2 separate regions of the Mus musculus genome follow, and region 1 is linked to region 2. The links are chromatin loops, found by intact Hi-C in ENCODE. Cell type or tissue: heart. All regions are shown on one strand. Region 1 overlaps Dock10 (dedicator of cytokinesis 10). Region 2 has its middle 13 kb from the start of Gm38673.

What was found. Hi-C counts contacts between places; a loop is a spot of excess contacts. Peaks named below come from ENCODE experiments on the same cell type or tissue, not always from the same donor. Only the 100,000 strongest peaks of a DNase experiment are listed, where the experiment ranks them.
Region 1: a loop joins it to region 2, with 2.1 times the contacts of the local background. A loop is called at or near these places in 10 of 42 quality-filtered maps.

Annotation. Positions count from the first base shown.
Region 1 is chr1:80,514,534-80,517,033 of GRCm38, forward strand. Dock10 (dedicator of cytokinesis 10) reads right to left here. Exons shown (of 56, transcript NM_175291.4): 51 at 956-1,102. Among named protein-coding and RNA genes, the nearest start is that of 1700016L21Rik, 70 kb to the left of the region's middle. In heart, a CTCF peak has its summit at 1,538 (motif pointing left); no DNase peak of the experiment used is centred here.
Region 2 is chr1:80,413,576-80,416,075 of GRCm38, forward strand. No RefSeq gene overlaps it. Among named protein-coding and RNA genes, the nearest start is that of Gm38673, 13 kb to the right of the region's middle. In heart, no CTCF peak of the experiment used is centred here; no DNase peak of the experiment used is centred here.

The DNA.
Region 1 (2,500 bases), 100 kb after region 2:
ACACAAGTTTTTCCATGCATATGAACTGAGAGGTCTAGAAGAAGAGGTTCTGTGTCTCAAGGCCTGGCTCTGGGTGTGGCATGTTAGTAGATGCTTGCTAGAGGTTGGCTGGAGAATGATAATGTATGTGAAGGCTGGCAATAGTTTAATGAGAAGATCCAAGAAGACCTTCAGTGGATTCTCTCAAATTAATACCATGTGATAGCAATTTGGGTTCTATTAGAAGACAGCTCTCAGAATGGTGGGGTTCACAAAGGCCTCCTGAACTGGGTAAACAGGTAAGTGTCTTGCTTTTCCTCCAGCTCTGCTTCTGAGCTCAGCTACTTCAACATTTTAACTGCTATTCAAAAGCATATGAACTATGGAAAAAGCAGAAGACTTGCTAAGTTGTTTCAAAAAATGATATAAATATTACTCAGGTAAAAGCTTATAATTGTGCTGAAGAGATGGCCTAGTGGTTAACAGTGCTTACTGCTCTTGGGTTGGGTTAGCAGCGCCCACATGGTGCTTTACAATCACGCTCTTGGGTTGGGTTAGCAGCACCCACTTGGTGGTTTGCAATCACCTGTAAGTCCAGAGTCCTGAGGATCCAATGCCCTCTCCTGACCTCTGTGAACACATGCATAATCATGGTGTTCATAAACTCATGTAGATACAAACATAAAAAAAAAATCCAAAACCTCACCAGCCAATCAACATGCAAAATATCTCAAGTATTTTGGCTAGTTCATTTCGCATGGAAAATTAAAAACAGTGCGTAGAAATAGGAAAAATCTAGTCAAGTCATATTGTGTGAACATTGTCAAGTCACACTGTGTGAACACTATCAAGTCACACTGTGTGAACACTCTCAAGTCACACTGTGTGAACACTGTCAAGTCACACTGTGTGAACACTGTCAAGTCACTGTGTGAACACTGTCAAGTCACTGTGTGAACACTGTTTGTTCACCTACCTTGTTGGAATCTTGAATTATTTTCACATTGTCTGCTCCAAATTTGTCTGCATAGAGCTTGAGAAGCCTTTGGGAGATCTCCGAGAGCCCTGTCAGCTTAGGCTCTTTGTAGATATACTCTTTACCTTCCTCCTCCTCAAAGAATCCCTAGGGGAGACACACAGAAAAACCACTGGCTTTATTAGAGAATTCCAGTGACAAATCACAACCAGACAAAAAAAAAATCCACATACTAAGGGGAAAAAAAAGTTCCCGTCTTTCATTTGTCAGAAGCCATTAATTAGCAGCCTATGAAGGTCAAACCAGAAAGGGAGAGAGTAATGAGCAGAGAATACTGTGTCATAATCAGACAACAGCATAAACATTCCCCCAGCCAGGCGAAGGAACGTCAACACATATCCTACACATATTTTTTCTTTTATTAGATATTTTCTTTATTTACATTTCAAATGTTATCCCCTTTCCTGGTTTCCCCTCCGAAAAACCCCTATCCCCTTCCCCCACTCCCAGCTTTTTGCTTGGACAAATCAAAGGAAGAATTTGTTTGCATATAAGTTGGAGGAAGAATGCCCTCTTGTGGTAGTCTTAAGTAGAACACAACATTTTGAGTGATATTCGACAGTTTTTAGACCATTCATTATCATTTTATGCCTTCTGTAAGTCTTTAAACGTAGCCCAGGTGACACCATATGGCACACACGGGTACCTAAATATGTCACTACATGTTCCTATACCATCTTGTTTGCAGACATCTGACACTCTGCAGTGTTAGTGTGACAGAAATTGAACATAGTACTCCCCAATTACAGCTCTTTAAAAGCACCCACATTAATATGTCTTTAAAGACTGTAGGGTATATGCTAGTTATATGTAACTTAATTACTCAGTTTTAAAACCTTTGAAAATATGGAGTTTGCAGGACTAAAAATAACACCTGAGCCATCATTTTTATTCCACGAGAGCCCAGTGGGCTTTAGCCGTTATAAATCTGTCTGGTTTGAAGCCAAGGAAAAAGAAGATTCTATTATCTGTAGATAACTAAGTGAGAAATTCCCTATAATTCATTCTCTTTGAAGAGACAGGAACATGTCTCCTTCTGACCCTGTGGAATAAATGTGGTCTCAGAATACAAGATGAGCTGAGCGAGAAGAGCCTACCCTATCGGTTTCTTCTGACGGCACAGTTTACCTACAAATAAGACTACTGAGTCCAAGAAGAAACAACACTTTTTTTTTTTTACATTGTTTTTGAGGGTTTGGGGAGATGGCTCAGTGGTTAAGCATTTGGAAACAAGTGAGAGGAGAGGAGATTTCAATCCATAGAAGCCAGGGCTTAGAAGCCCTTCTGTAATTCTCGTCCCAGAAGATGGGGTTAAGGTCCCTTTGATTAAACTGGCTAATAAGAATACCCACATCTGAGATCTCTGGGATTGTCTGAGAGACTCTGCCTCACTGAAAAAGGTAGAAATTTGATCAAAATGATTCTCTCTTCAGCCTCCATATGCCTGAGGACACAAGTGCATTTAGATCCCCAATACATGTGTAA
Region 2 (2,500 bases):
TAGTTGCTGGGTACTGAGCCATTGGAACTCAAGGTCTAGACTCGAGAATCTAGAGCCGTAGTTCTCAACCTTGCAAATGCTGTGACACTTTAAGACAGTTCCTCATGTTGGGTTGCCCTCCCCAACCATAAAATTATTTTTGTTGCTACTTCATAACTGTAGTTTTGTTACTGTTGGGAATCATAATGTAACTATCTGAGACTCAGAATATCTGGTATGTAATTCCTGTGAGGGTTGGGACCCACAGGTTGAGAACGGCTGCTTTAGGCTTCTAAGCCTCAGGGTTTTCAGAACCTAGATCCACGAGCCTCTGCTTCTTAGGATTTGTTGCTATAAGCTTCTGGCTTTGAAAAGTCAGCTTGAAAGCCTCTGGCACTCACATCTAAGGCTGTTAACTCTAAGGAGCTATTCTTTTTCTAGGCACGACTTCCTTCTGAGTGGAGATCTGAAACTCTCATCTGATGTTTGCTCCCCACTTCTGCAAATGTCTTTCTGCTTTTTCAGGAGATGGCAATTGTCACGGTGAATTTGTCTCCCATCATCGAAACAAGACTTATCTCCAGAAAGAAAGCTTTTCAAAGAATTGCCCAAATTGTTGTTTGGCCTCCTTAGTCCACCTTGTGCTTTTTCTGCTCTTCTTGCTATAGAGTATAATGCTTGAAAGAGGGTGTTATGCACAAAATATGAGCTCTTCAACAAGAGAGGAGAAACTGATCATTGACTTAGGAAAGTTTATGGATATATGTAACCTTACATTTATCATACCTCAGGTCACAGTCGAGCGTGGCAAGATTTAAAATATGCTTGTAGTTTTTGGCACATGGTAAATGTACAGTGTACTGTGATGCTCGAAACACATGCCTTTTCGTATATACAAAATATTTAAGGCTGAGGTAGAATATGATGTAAAAATATTCTTCACTCATAAATTAGGTGGTGTCTTAGTCAGGGTTTCTATTCCTGCACAAACATCATGACCAAGAAACAAGTTGGGGAAGAAAGGGTTTATTCGGCTTACACTTCCATACTGCTGTTCATCACCAAGGAAGTCAGGACTGGAACTTAAGCAGGTCAAGAAGCAGGAGCTGATGCAGAGGCCATGGAGGGATATTACTTACTGGCTTGCTTTCCCTGGCTTGCTCAGCCTGCTCTCTTATAGAACCAAGACTGCCAGCCCAGGGATGGTCCCACCCACAAGGGGCCTCCCCCCCCCCCATCACTAATTGAGAAAATGCCTTGCAGTTGGATCTCATGGAGGCACTTCCTCAATTGAAGCTCCTTTCTCTGTGATAACTCCAGCTGTGTCAAGTTGACACAAAACTAGCCAGTACAGGTGGGAATGAACGATCTAAGACCCCAGAGAATCCTGAGACTTGGAGACAGGCCCTGGAATAGCTTTAGAAGCTTTTCAACATTCCTGACCTCAGTAGTCAGAAGAGGCAGCTATGGAAGCATCTAGATTTTTGTTGTAGTGTTCCTGTTGAATTTCTGAAGTCCAGATGACCGCGGACATTTCAATAAGTTTAGAGTATTGGCATTTTAGTATTGCCGAAGAGCAGGTATTAAACTTACTGTAGAAAATTAAGAACAGTATTTGATCAATGCAAAAGCTAGCTTCTCTCCACAATGCTTCAAGTATGACTTTAAGAACTGTCTTTACAGAAGCTGATGATGATAGAAAAGTCTGGTGGGTGCAGTGGATAATACTGGGATCTGCTAAAATATTCTTTTGTATTACACTGTTTCTGAATCTTCTTTTCCCTCTGTGTTCTTTTGTGCCCAACATATTTTGTCTTCGCAGAGTACCACCCTAGAGGTACTAGAGAATTTTGCCTGTTTATAGAACTCAATACCCTTTGGACTATAATAAAAAAGCAAGAATCTGAAAAAAAAATGAATCACCTTGGCTCCAACAGGAGTAACTGACCTGTTACCTACACTCCAGAGCTCCCCAGCAGGATCAGGCTGAAATTACAGCCCCACCCCACAGGTCTCTGCCTGAAATTGTACCTTAATTGGTTTCCTTCTCTAGTTCTTCTTCTTCTTCTTCTTCTTCTTCTTCTTCTTCTTCTTCTTCTTCTTCTTCTTCTTCTTCTTCTTCTTCTTCTTCTTCTTCTTCTTCTTTATTTTTCCTAATCATTTCCACCTCTATTTAAATCTACCCCTTGTACAGGAAGCCCAATCTCAAGGTCACTTTCTGGGGGATCTGAGACAGTAAAGGGAGAAAGGAAAGGAAGTGAGCTGGATTACAAAACTACACAGTTTCTCCCAGCATGCTTGCTTTAGACCTTCACTGATATTTTATAAAATTACTATACAGCCATAGCAGCAGAAAGACAGTGTAAAGGATATTATAGCCCAGTCTCTGCTCCTCATCTAAGTGTCTTTGTTAATATCTTATTTTTAAAAAAATATTTATTTATTTATTTATTTAATATGTGTGTGTACACTGTCGTTCTTCTCTGGTGAAAGGAGGGCATCAGATCCCATCACAGATGGT